Regions from separate parts of the Homo sapiens genome. Here region 2 is linked to region 1. Evidence: read pairs that join two places in POLR2A ChIA-PET (ENCODE). Cell type or tissue: GM12878. All regions are shown on one strand. Links, peaks and the distances in the headings refer to the core of each region. The heading gives the core; the rest is flanking DNA. Region 1 overlaps BRAF (B-Raf proto-oncogene, serine/threonine kinase). Region 2 holds the start of LOC107986719 (a long non-coding RNA gene).

The links. Peaks named below come from ENCODE experiments on the same cell type or tissue, not always from the same donor. Only the 100,000 strongest peaks of a DNase experiment are listed, where the experiment ranks them.
Region 2: POLR2A ChIA-PET joins it to region 1 with 5 read pairs; 2 of 35 experiments call an interaction of 5 or more read pairs at or near these places.

Annotation. Positions count from the first base shown.
Region 1 is chr7:140,835,382-140,842,498 of GRCh38, reverse strand. All of the region lies in intron 2 of BRAF (B-Raf proto-oncogene, serine/threonine kinase), which reads left to right. Among named protein-coding and RNA genes, the nearest start is that of BRAF, 86 kb to the left of the region's middle. In GM12878, for the core only: no CTCF peak of the experiment used is centred there; no DNase peak of the experiment used is centred there.
Region 2 is chr7:141,050,499-141,057,615 of GRCh38, reverse strand. It overlaps LOC107986719 (a long non-coding RNA gene), which reads right to left and starts at 5,022. Exons shown (of 3, transcript XR_001744993.1): 1 at 4,927-5,022; 2 at 4,445-4,606; 3 at 3,016-3,055. LOC105375537 (a long non-coding RNA gene) reads right to left here and starts at 736. Exons shown (of 3, transcript XR_928053.4): 1 at 644-736; 2 at 146-258. It also overlaps the pseudogene RNU4-74P. RefSeq lists an enhancer at 1-59. In GM12878, for the core only: no CTCF peak of the experiment used is centred there; a DNase peak (open chromatin) is centred at 3,789.

The sequences.
Region 1 (7,117 bases), core at 930-5,929:
CACCCTACAGCTGAGTCCTAACTACTTCAGAATTTATGGTTGAATCCTACAGTCCCCTGTAGACTGATGAAGACAGTAACAGCTCCTGACATTTACTGAGTATTTACTATGTATCAGGTACTAATCATATATTAGTTCATTTAATCTTCAGCCTACCCTTTGAGTTACACTTAACTATTCTCATTTTCATTTTATAAATGAAGCAATTCAGGCACAGAGGGATTTAATAATATGGCCAAGGTTACACAACTTGTAATTGGTAGCCAAGGTTTGAATCCCAGACATTCTGAATTTACAGCCCATGCGTTTAATCACCGTATCATTCTTACACTTGGCAGCCTTTCTGATTTTTAGTCTATATAGAACCTAGAATAATACAGAGGCATTGTGTCAAACCCTTCAATGAAATTAATACTGGAAGCTGGATGCTTCCTGTGGAATGCAGAACAGTCCATTATATATCATTTATGGGCAGTTTGTAAGATTTCATTGTATCTTGTGAGAGTAAGAATAATTAGACTAAATTTAATTAACTAAATGATAAAAAATAAAATTTTTATTTCGCTGCTTTTTCTCATTACATTGAAATTAAATAGATCCTTAGATTTTTTTCCCTTCTGTTTTAATTGAGAAATAATTCACATACTATACGATTAACTTTTTAAAACTGTGTAATTCAGTGGTTTTTACTATATTCACCACTATCTTATTCCAAAACATTTTTATCACTCCCCAAAAGAAACCCTTTATGCATTAGTAGTCATTCCCTGCAGCCCCTGACAACCACTGATCTACTTTTTGCCTTTATGGATTTGCTGGTTGAAATATTTCATATAAATAGAATTATATTATGTGGCCTTTTGTGACTGGCTGCTTTTACTTAATGTAATGTTTCCAAAGTTTGTTTATGTAGTAGTATGTATCAGTACTTCATTTCTTGTTATGGCTGAATATTTCATCATACACATATATCATGTTTTGTTTATCCATTCATCAACTGATGAACATTTGGGCTACTTATATGTTTTTGCCATTATGAATAATGCCACCATGAACATTCACGTGCAAGTTTTTGTGTAGATATATTTTCATTTTTCCTGGCTGTATGCCTAGGAATAGAATTGCTGGGTCTTGTGGTAACTCTGTTTTACACTTTGAGGAACTAACTGCCAGACAGTTTTTCAAAGTTGCTGCACTATTTTGTATTCCTAACAGCAATGTATGAGGGTTACAGTTTCTCTCCATCCTCATCAACCCTTGTTATTATCTATTTGTTTTTTTAATTAAAGCCATCTTAGTAGGTGTGAATTGGTATTTCATTTGGTTTTGATTTGCAGTTTCCTAATGACTAATAATATAGAACATCTTTTCATGTTCTTGTTAGCCATTTGTATATCTTCTTTGGAGAAATGTCTATTCAAATCCTTTGCCCACTTAAAAAAACTGGGTTTGTCCTTTTATTACTGAGTTGTAAGAGTTCTTTAGGCCAGGCATGGTGGCTCACACCTGTAATCCCAGCACTTTGGGAGGCTGAGGTGGATGGATCACTTGAGTCCAGGAGTTCGAGATCAGCCTAGGCAACATGGCGAAACCCCGTCTCTACAAAAAATACAAAAATTATCCAGGCGTGGTGGTGCATGCCTGTAGTCCCACCTGCCCGGGAGGCTGAGATGGGAGGATCGCTTGAGCCTGGGAGGCGGAAGTTGCAGTGAGCCAAGATGGCAGAGTCACCCAGGCTGGAATGCAGGGGCACCATCTCGACTGACTGCAACCTCTACCTCCTAGGCTCAAGCCATCCTCCCACCTCAGCCTCCCGGGCAGCTGGGACTACAGGCATGCGTCACTGTGCCTGGATAATTTTTGTATTTTTTGTAGAGATGGGGATTTGCCATGTTGCCCAGGCTGGTCTCGAACACCTGGACTCAAGCAATCCTCCCGCCTTGGCCTCCCAAAGTGCTGGGATTACAGGTATGAGCCACCGCACCTGGCCAGGAGTTCTTTATATATTCTAGATAGTAGATCCATGACTTGCAAATATTTTCTCCCATTCTGTGGTATTTTTTCCCACTCTTTCAATTTTGTCTTTTGAAGTACAAAAGTTTAAATGTGGATGGAATTCCAATTTATCTATTTTAAAGTTTAAATGTGGATGGAATTCCAATTTATCTATTTTCTGTGGTTGCTGTGCTTTTGGTGTATCATACATGAGAGACCATTGCCTAATCAAAGGTCAGGATGATTTACTCCTGTGTTTTTTTCCTAAGAGTTTTATAGTATTAGTTATATAGCCAAAACAGGTTTAGTTGCTTGCTGCCTGCAGAGTCCAATTAGTAAGAGCAAAGTCTAGTATAAAGTGACTTTTTTATTCCAAAGTTAGCTTAAAGGAAGAAGACGTACAGGCTTCCTGCCTTAAGGGTACTGCTTCCCTGTTGGAGCAGAAAGTGGGTGCTTTTAAAGAAGGTGCCTACACGGGGGCAGAAATGAGCGGGTGGAAGATCTGCATATTCCCTTCGGTGCCTTCTTTCTCAGGCAGTCAAGTTGGTGGCTTCATGGGCAAAAATACCTCAGAGGTGGCTGAAAACTCTAGCAGTCTTACTTTTGGTTGTAGATCAACTATTACCTCTTGAGGCAACTTCCTGACGGGTGAGAGTTCCACTCAGGATTGTCTAAGCACATAATTAGATCAACTTGCCTTGTAGGGAATGTCTGGTGAAAAGGAGATAAAAGGCCATAATTGCATTTCTTTTATTCTTTTATCTTTTTCTTTTTGAAACAGAATCTCATTCTGTCACTCAGGTTGGAGTGTAGTGGCATGATCTCGGCTCATTGCAGCCTCTACCTCCTGGGCTCAGGCGATCCTCCCGCTTCAGCCTCCTGGGTTGCTGGGACTATATGTGCATGCCACCATGCCCAGCCAAGTTTCATATTTTTTTTAGAGATGGGGTTTCACCATGTTTCCCAGGCTAGCCTCAAACTCCTGGGCTCAAGTGATCTGCCTGCCTTGGCCTCCCAAAGTACTGGGATTACTGGTGTGAGCCACCACCCCTGGCATATAATTGCATTTCTAAAGAGCTAAGTAGGAAGTGGGGAGGAGGAGGAAAGAAAAAAATAATTAAACTTTTTCTTAGAAAAATGAGGGTGCTCAATTATATAATAGATATGTGACCCATTTTGTTTTGTTTTTAATTTTTGTAAAGATGGAGTCTATGTTGCCCAGTCAGGTCTTGAACTCCTGGCCTCGAGTGATCCTCCAGCGTTGACCTCCCAAAGAGCTGGGATTGCAGGCGTGAGCCAACATGCCTGGCCTATTTCGAGTTAGTTTTTGGATATGTTGTGAGGTAGTAGCCCAACTTCATTCTTCTGTGTGTGGATATTCAGTTGTACCAGCGCCAGTTGTTGAAGAGACCATTCTTTCTGCATTGAATTGTCTTGCTGGCTTTGTAAAAAAAAAAAATCAATTGACTGTAAATGTAAGGTTTTATTTCTTGTTCTATTGAGAAATAATTCACATACTATATTATTCACTTTTTTAAAGTGTGTAATTCAGTGGTTCTTAGTGTATTTACACAATGGACAACTGTCACCACTATCTGATTCTAAAATATTTTTATCATTCCCACAAAGAAACCCTTCATGCATTGGAAGTCATTCCCTCCAGCCCCTGACAACCACTGATCTACTTTTTGCCTTTATGGATTTACTAGTTGTACCTTGTTCTATTCTGTTCTATATGTGTGTTCTTATTCCAAAATTATTGCGCTGTCTTGATTACTATAGTTTTATAGTTAAGTTTTGGAATCAGGAAGTATAAGTCCTCCAACTTCTTTTTTCTTTTATAAGATTGTTTTGATAATTTCAAGTCCGTTGTATTTCCATATGAATTTTAAGATCAGCTTGTCAGTTTCTACAAAAAAAAATTGAGATTTTGAGAAGGATTGCATTGAATCTGTAGATCAACTTGGGAAGCGTTGTCATTTTAATGATATTAAGTCTTCTTAGATTCTTTTTTCTTTTTTGAGATGGAGTCTTGCTCTCGTTGCCAGGCTGGAGTGCAGTGGCGTGATCTCAACTCACTGCAACCTCCGCCTCCCAGGTTATCAATTATTACTAATACAAATATTTATTGGATTTTTGCTATGTGGTAGTCTCTACAATAATTTGTTTTACTTGTGTTATCTCATTTAATCCTCACAAAATTATTTTGAAGTTGAGAAAAATTTGCCATATAAAGAAGAGTATGATAAAATATTCTAAAGGAGATAAAGAGAAAGGATACCTCTTCTGGATTTTGACAAAGAGAGCTTAGAATTAGACTTTTTGAAAAATATTTAGAGTTTTGATGAGAAGGAATAGGGTTTTTGAACAACTGTCTCCTGAAGAAGTGGTATCTGGTATCTGCAGCATCTTGAATAACCAAAAGAAATGGTGGTGGTGGTTGTGGTTGAGGTTTGCACATATGTTGGAGTGGCTTGCTCATATTAGTAGAGTGAGAAAACAGAGGAAAAGGGAAAAGTAGATGATATGAGAGAAAACTGAGGGAATGGTAGACTAAGGCCCTAAACACCCAATATTAGCACTGAAGTGAGAGTAGAAGAAGAATGGGGAAAGATGTGGAGAATTTTGTAGATAAAGAAGTAGAGTAAACTTTTCATTTGATGACTTTGATCTTCAGAGTGGATTTGAAGGTAATGTTATTTTCAGAGTGAATTAAAAGTTGAAGGATGAAGTTAAGATCCAGAGAAGAATTAGGAAGATTGGAATAACTGTTTTGACTGTAATATGATGTTAAAAACAAGCATGATTTTCAGGCAGTAGTGTGAAGGACCAGGCAAATCTAAGTTCCATAAATTGATCATAGAACTAATTAGACCAGTTTTATTATTTTCTCCAACAGTGTGTGGTAACCTGACAGGAAAAAATAGAACAATTGAATGGTCAGACTTACCCAAAATTTGTATCTGGCAAGCTAGTTGATAAAATAACAAGAATTAGCCTGAAAATCTTAAGATATCACCAATGGCATTGTTGTAGTTGTGAGCCGCAAAGTATGTGAAGGAAGACAACAATGGCCAAATCTTAGCAACTGTTTGAGAGATTAATGTTGACCTTGAACAGATTAATGTAATGAGATAGACATTTAAGAAGTTGGGATAAGTATGTGTGCCCCAGGGGTGCGTGAGGTTCTAAATCGAGATCATTTCATCATTTTTATTGCTTTTGTAAAGACTGTGATGCTTCTCCGGGTCTTAAAGGTAGAATGGAAATAAATGCTTTTAGAGGTGAGAGGTTTAGAGAAATCTATGGCAGTGTTAAAAGAGTAATTGAAGTTCATATTGAATGCAGCAAGGGCAGTAGGTAAAATGAGCCAGGGGCCTTGGTAGATTGCAGCTTTGAGGATAGGGACAGATGGAATAAGTAGATGTTTTGTACTTAACAAAAGGAAAAGCTATTGATAGATGTGGTGAAGTGATAGTTTATAATCTGTCATGGAGGGATCAGTATACTTTCAAAAATTAAAGCTAACATTTTGGTAAGGAAATATGTTTGGAAAATTGTTCTTTTCATTACTTTTCCTAAGGTTTATTTTGTCTAGTAACTGTACTTGCTCAGGTGACAGTAAATAAGAATATTTTATCCATGCAGGAGGAACCTTTGTGTTCCAGACTGCATTTATGTGATCTTCAAAGAGTAGGAATTGTGTTTGTCTTATGTGTGGTTGTAGTCTGAGCCCTAACAGTGCCAAGCACATGTATCAGTATATATTTACTGAGTGATTGAAGGCTCAATAAATAAATTTTATTGAGAGAAGTATGCTTAAGTAATTAGGCCTTGGTACTGAAAGCTAAACCAAATTGTAGCTCAGAAAATTTGGAATCTATCTGTTTATAATGCCCTCATCTACTATGAAACAGGGTCTGGGTAGGGCAACTAGCAGGCTGTAAACAAAGAAGACCTTTTGATGAAGTTTAAATCTCTTCCTCAGTAGCTCTTGTTACTATTCCCCGCCCCCCTTATTTGTTCGAAAGTATGTGGTAAGATGCAGCATAGCAGGGTCCTGTGGCCCTTATTGAAATGAAATTTCTCTTTCATTCTCCTCTACATTTTATAATTCTCCCTTCCTCCCTTACATTCAGACTTGATAGCATGGCGTATATACTCTCTACAATCTATTCCCTTTCACCTTTTCAGCCTTATTGTTTCTTTACCTATTTTTCATTTAAATTTCTTTCTTTCCTTTTTAAGAAAACAGGGATGCTGCTAAAGCTTCATTTAAATTTCACAAACATATATTGATCTTTTGCTATGTCCCAGGTATTGTATGACATTGAGCTATACCTATCTATAGTTTTTCATGTGTCTTAAACTTTCTCGCCTTTGTTACAGAAAAAACAAACTCTTTGTTACAGAATTTTTCCCATATAGAGGATTCCTTCCTCCCTACTTTCTTCATCCATCTAAATGCCAACCTTTCAAGGCTGTCCTCCTTCCTCATTATTACTTTGTGTCAAGAATATTGTTTATTTCTCATGTACATCAGTTACACAAATAAAAATACACCCATCCTACTCCACTGCCCAACAGTAAACTCCTTGAGAGACGGGAAAGGCCATTTTAAAATATTTGCTTCTCTCTTTCATAAATGTTTGTAGTATTGCATCTATTTGAGATGGTAGGTAGAAATAGTAGAGCATGGTGTGAGTGAGGGGATTACCAATGCCAAAAAGAACTATGGACTTGTATATTCCAATTCGTTCAATGTCATTCTGTTCTTTTAAAATTTGATATCTTGTATGGTTGCTTGACTTTATAGCCTTCATCAAATGAAACTTCTAGGAAGATACTCTGATGGATAGTAGCCCCATAATTTCTTGGCTGTAGGGTATAAGCCACATTTTCAAATACAATTCTGTTTTTTTTTTTTCTTTTTTCACAAGGCTTACAGCTTTGCATACTAGTTCCAATCTCTAAGCAGCATTAGGTGGGGAAAGAAGTCATCAAACAGCCATACTGAGAAGAGTAAAGTATTTTAACTGATAACTATTCCAGAAAGAATGTGGCAGTTACACATCTTCTAAACCCTATTAAGGAGGTTTTGGTACTAACAGTGAGATCTGGT
Region 2 (7,117 bases), core at 1,258-6,257, 210 kb before region 1:
AGAAGTATTTCCTGAAACCTGGAACCAGGTTTGCCCAACAGAAGCTGGACCCATGGAGACACCTGTCTGGCCAGAGCTGGAGCCACGAAACAGATGCAGCTGTTGCTAGAGTTGCTACTTGTGGCAGAGAACAAGGGAGGAATACCTGGGCTTCTCCCTTTCTTCTATTCACCAATCTCTTGCCAGAACCTCCCAGGGCCTGCACTCAGCAGGAAGCCAGCTGACATGGGAACCTTGGGACACGCCGATTTCAGTCCACTGCAGTACAACAGAGCGGGGAAGGGCAAGGAACAGATGTTAAGGCAAACAGGACACGGTGAACTGGCACACAGTGAAACTTCAGAGACATTCCAATAAAATCAGGACCAAGATAAATATGCTGTCTCACATACGTATATATATGATGGTTTTTGAGATAGGGTCTCCCTCTGTCAGCCAGGCAGGAGTGCAGTGGCACACTTAACAGCTCACTGCAGCCTCCACCTCCTGGGCTCAAGCAAGGAGCCCAGAGCAATCCTCCCACCTCAGCCTCCCTAGTACCTGGGACTACAGGCATGCACCACCATGTCCAGCTAATTTTTTTGTATTTTTTTGTAGAGATGGGGTTTTGCCATGTTGCCCAGGCTGATCTCAAACTCCTCACCTCAAGTGATCTGTCCGCCTCAGCCTCCCAAAGTGCTGGGATTACAGGAGTGAGCCACTGCATCAGGCTACTATTTAATATATTAGAGGTCAAGAAAAGGGCAGGAAACAAAAATAAGTGTTATAACCATTGGAAAGGAGGATGCAAAACTATCACTATACACAGAAAATGACTGAAAATTCAAAAGAATAAACTAACAAGCTAGTAGCACTAATAAGAGAGTCGGATAAGATGGCTGAATATAAGAAAAATAAACAGATATCAATACTTTCCAACATAATAGCAATTAATTATCAGAAAATATATTGGAAAACTCTTCCATTCAAGATAACAAAAACTATAACACACTTATGAATAACAGTTACAAAGAAAGGAGAGGATATGAAGAAAACTACAAAACTTCATTGAGAGACACAAATGATATAAACAAAATGTAAAAACCTATCATGTTCTGGCCAGGCGCGGTGCTCACACCTGTAATCCCAGCACTTTGGGAGGCCGAGGCAGGCAGATCACCTGAGGTCAGGAGTTCAACACCAGCCTGACCAACATAGTGAAACCACATCTCTACTAAAAATACAAAAAAAATTAGCTGGGCGTGGTGGCGCCCACCTGTAACCCCAGCTACTCGGGAGCTGAGGCAAGAGAATCGCTTGAATCCAGGAGGCAGAGGCTGCAGTGAGCCGAGATCACACCACTGCACTCCAGCCTGGGCGACAGAGCAAGACTTTGTCTCAAAACAAAACAAAACAAAACAAAACCTACCATGTTCCTAAATGAAACAACTCAATACTATAAAAGTGCCGATGCTTTTCAAAGTCATTTATAGATTTAATACGGTGCCAATTGAAATCTCCATTTGTTTGATTTGGAACTTGAAAAAATAATTTTCAAGGTAATCTGAAAAAATATTCATGACAACAGCGAAAATATTATTATGGGATAATCTTTCATAAATATTAAAATATTTTTTAATCACAGTATTTTAAATAGTGTGATACCCACTTCTTAGACTCTGCATTCCCCATCCCAGAAGCCTCAGTATTTTTTTATAAATAAAAAGAACAAGACATGATTCATTAAAAATCATGAAAAACATGATTTGTAAGAAATTAGACCTGTAAGTGACTACAATTCCTCAAGATCTGGAAAAGTGAAAAGGAAATGGCAGCTGCCCAGCCAGGTTTTGACCTGAATGAGTGCACAGCGATGCCCCTCGGCCTATGCAATGCCTCAATGTTTTCCAATCGTTGAATTCTGGGCTGAGGAGGCATAGGTTATGTGGACAGCATCCCATTCTACTTCCAACCTGACTTCTGAGGCCGGATCCTGAAAGTCCTGATCACTTGCTACATTGTCTCCTATAGACTGAATTGTGTTCCCCAAAAATTCTTATATTGAAGCACTAATGCCCAATGTGATGGTATTCGGAGATGGGGTCTTTGAAGGTAATTGGATTTAGATGAGGTCATGAAGGTGGGGCCCTCATGATGGGATTAGTGCCCTTATAAGAAGAGGAAGAGACACCAGAGTTCTCTCTCTGCCACATGAAGACACAGTGAGAAGGCAGCTGTCTACAAGCCAGTATCTGAGCCCTCACCAGAAACTGACCATGCTGGCACCCTGATCTCGGACTCCCAGAACTGTGAAAAATAATTTCTGTCATTTACGCCACCTGGTCTATGGTATGTTCTTATAGTAGACTGAGTAGACTATGGCACCATTGCCCCCGTTTGAACCATAATGTGGAGGGTCTCCCTTACATCCTGCCCAATCAAGTGACATTTTTACATGTTGCAGGACAAGGTATTGACAGTTCTAGAGTGGGATAACTCTCAATTCCCCTTCTAGATATCCAGTATTTCCAGGGGAGGGGGATTTTCTACATATTACCAGGACTTCATTGTATCCTTTTCCTTTTTTATTTCCCCACATTGACAGCCATGGTTGCTGACCTCATTCATTCATTCTACACTTACTAGATGCAGGTACTCTTCTAGGTTCCTGGGAGACCTCCATGAATAACAAAGATCCCTGCCCTCCTGGAGCGTATATTCTACTATGGGAAACGGGTAAAAAGCAACTTAATAAAAAAAAAAATTTTTTTTTGAGACAGAGTCTCTCTCTGTTGCGCAGACTGGGGTGCAGTGGTGTGATCTCAGCTTACTGCCACCTCCGCCTCCTGGGTTAAAGTGATTCTCCTGCCTCAGCCTCCCAAGTATTTGGGATTATAGGTGCACACCACCATGCCCGGCTAATTTTTATATTTTGAGTAGAGATGGGTTTTACCATGTTGGCCAGGATGGTCTTGAACTCCTTATCTCAGATGATCTGCCTGCCTCAGCCTCTCAAAGAGCTTGGATTACAGGCATGAGCCACCGTGCCTGGCCATATTTTAAAAGATGATAAATGCTGTAGGAAAAAAAAAAGACCATAATGTAGGTGTTATGTAATGAATGTGTTCCACTGAAGTTTGTATGTTGATGCCATAATCTCCAGTGTGACTATATTTGGAGATAGGGTCTTCGGGAGGTAACTAAGGTTAGGGGGGTGGGGCCCTGACCTGATAGAACTGGTGACCTCATAAGAAAAGGAAGAGATCTCTCTCTTTCTTTCTCTCTCCACATGAGCACGGAGAAAGGCCACGTGAGGACACAGTGAGAAGGAGGCCATCTGCAAAGAGATTTAGCAAAGGCCAGGAAGACAGCCCTTGGCAGAAACTAAACCCACCAGCACCTTGATCTGGGACTTCCAGCCTCCAGAACTGTGAGAAAACAAATATCTGTTTTTAAACCACTCAGTTCATGGTGTCCAAATAAAAATCAAAGCACAGCCAAAGGGAAGTCATCATCTCAGACAAAGGGGGATCATCTCAGGAAAGACAGAAAATTGCACAATCCTTGGAGGGTGCGTGACAATTTTGTGGTGGATGGCTTTATTGACTATGCTCTCTCACTCTCTCTCACACACACACACACATGCACACACCCACAAACACACCCTGGCCCACCACAACACAGCCACATTAGCCCAGCCAACCCCAGACTCCAGCTTGGCAGTGGAGGTCATTCCTATCAAGGGGAAACTTGAGTGTGGGGATTTCCATTCTGCCACCACTTCCTGAAGATGCCCGCCTTACTAGGAAGCGCCCCACTCTAGAAGAGAAATTGCTTGTCAACAAAGGCCTGTGCAAGCCTCGGAGGCACAGCCGAGGGCGTTGCATTACAGAATGCTCACACGGCCGCAGCCTGCCACAGCTGACACAGGCGCAAAAAGCAGCTCACTCGTAACAAACCAGAGGTTGGCTGAGTAAGTCATAAGACAGTCATTCAATAGAATGACAAGCAGCTATTAAAATTAACATGTTGGTGTTATATTTAAGAATGTAGTGAAATACTCAAACAGATACTGGTAAGTGCAAAAAGTAAGATATAAAACTATGAGTAAAATCTGATCCAAATGTTGTAAAGAAAAATAAATGACAAGGAAATATACCACAATGTTAGGATTATTTCTGGGTTATTTTCTCTTCAAGGGCTTTTGTATTTTCTAGATTTCTACAGTGAACATGTATTACCATCTGAAAATAATGGCCATATTAAGATAGTAAAGGTACTCACATTCAAAGGCTTATATGTATGATTAATTCTCCATGTAGCCAGCCTTCCCGAAATTCCTACTGAACAAATTCATTCAAAAGCACAAAATCTATAAAGGAGCCATTGACATCCAAAATTAAAAGTACTCTCCTTAGAGATAATTCTGCTTCTAAGTGCTTTGAACTATATATTTTTGCCTTACTCTTTTTGACAGTGAAGAGTCTTTTCAGGAGGAAAAAAATCATGATTTTTTCCAGGGTTCTCTGTTCATTGCTTTCAATTTTCCATCCTTTTATGACATTTATGAGGCAAAGGCCATCTCCTCCCTCATCTGGTCAGTACGTTTCAGTCTGATGGGCACCTGCTGTAAAAAAGCACACGTATGGCACAGGACTTTACGTGACTTTGCCAAGTTTACAAGGCCAGCTATGGAGGGAACTGACAGGGGTGGAGCTCAAATCAGAACCGAGCTGGGGCAGTGGAGAGGGTAAGTCACCACTCCTGAACTAGTGGTGTCACAGAAACAGAATCAAGAAGCAAAATAATGGGACCCCAAACATCCACATGAGGAAAGAGAAAAGGCCAGAGAGGAGGCAGGAATTATGAACAGAAAGCAAGATTCTGGGACCAGTGAAAGGACAGTCTTGTGAAGAAAACCAGCACCCCTTGAACCGCCTCAGATACCTGAAAGTTAGGGCAAGTCAGAAGAAAAGCAATGAGCCAGCTACTCAGGCGGCTGAGGCAGGAAAATCGCTTGAACCGGGAAGACAGAGGCTGCAGTGAGCTGAGATCCCTCCACTGCATTCCAGCCTGGGTGACAGAGGGAGATTCTATCTCAAAAAAAAAAAAAAAACTATGAGCATCCAGCTCCCATTTGTTGGTGACCTGCTTTGTCACAACAGTCCTATGAACTGCTAATATCTTCATTTAATCAGATGAAGAGAGTCACTCAGAGAGTGGTTTGCCCAAGTTTATCCAACTGGTAAACAGTGGGGTGGGGATTTAAAAATCTAGATGTAGTTAACTACAAATCCCACTCTCTGTGCACTACGAATCTGTTTCAATTAGCAATAATTGCGCCTCAAATAAACCTCATTGGCTACCTTACTGCCACTGCACAAAGCTTATGAATCTGTTACAGACTACAGAACCAGGCAACAGTGGAAAGGAAGGTGACTCCTTAGAGTCAGAGATGAAGAAGGCATGGTAAGATTGTGGCTATGATATCCATTATGGTTGACCAACCAACCCCAAGAGGAAATCATCCAACATCACATGCAGTGACTGTTGAAGGATGATGATGATGAGTCTATCTGAAGTCTTTTCTCTGTCTTTGATTTTCTGCAGTTTGAATACGATATGGCTACATGTAGATATTTTTATATTTATACTGTTTGGTGTTCTCTGAGCTTCCTAGATCTATGATTTGATGTTTTGGAAAGTTCTCAGTCATTATGACTTCAAATAATTTTTTTATTCCTTTCTCTCCTCTCCTTCTGGAAGTCCCATTTTGCATATGTTACATCTTTTGTAATTGTCCTACAGTTCTTGGAATATTAAGTGCCAAGTTTTTATTACAAATATTATTATCAAGCCAGGCGCAGTGGCTCATGCCTGTAATCCCAACACTTTGGGAGGCCGAGGTGGGTGGATCACAAGGTCAAGAGATCAAGACCATCCTGGCCAACATGGTGAAACCCCGCCTCTACTAAAATTACAAAAATTAGCCGGGCATGGTGGTGCATGCCTGTAGTCCCAGCTACTTGGGAGGCTGAAGCAAGAGAATCGTTTGAACCCGGGAGGCGGAGGTTGCAGTGAGCTGAGATTGTGCCACTGCACTCCAGCTTGGGCGACAGAGCGAGACTCCATCTCAAAAAATAAATAAATAGATAAATATCATTTTTCTTATAAATATTATTCCAAATAGTGCTATTATGACATCCTTTATCTTTTCATACATCCCTGATTTGTCCTTAAAAAAGTTTCATTATAGAATTGATGGATGAAGACTTCAGATCTGTTCCACAGGGGCTTCTGAAGCCAGGGCTTTCAGTTCTTATGCTAGGACTCCTTATCTTACAGTCTGCTGTTCATTTTAGTGCTGTGCTAAAACTGTAGATGAGAGTACTAGTATCTTTGTCATGCAAGCCTTGGGACCTGTGATGGTTAATATTAAATGTCAACTTGATTGGATTGAAGGATACAAAGTATTATTTCTGGGTGTGTCTGTGAGGGTGTTGCCAGAGGAGATTAACATTTGAGTCTGTGGACCGGGAGAGGCAGATCTACCCTCAAGGTGGGTGGGAACCATCCAATGGGCTGCCAACACAGCTAGAAAAAGCAGGCAGAAGAAGGTGGGATACACTGGCTTTCTGAGTCTCCTGGCTTTCATCTTTCTACTGTGCTGGATGCTTCCTGCCCTCAAACATCACACTCCAGGTTCTTCAGTTTTTGGATTCTTGGACTTACACCAGTGGTCTGCCAAGGGTTCTTGGGCCTTCAGCCACAGACTGAAGGCTGCACTGTCGGCTTCCCTATTTTTGAGGTTTTGGGACTGGGACTGAGACACTACTGGCTTCCTTGCTCCTCAGCTTGCAGATGGCCTATCGTGGGACTTCACCATGTGATCCTGTGTGTCAATTCTCCTTAATAAACTCCCTTTCATATATACATATATCCATTAGCTCCACCCCTCTGGAGAACCCTGACTAATACGAGATCCCCACAAGACACCCATGAATACATGCAGACAATAGCAAAATGGTTTTATTCCTCTTACCAATAAGCCAACTTTTACCCCCACTACACCCCCCTGTCAGCAAGAAGTTAAAGCAATCGTTAGCCTTTTCCCATCTCTGTAGCTCACAACTCAAGA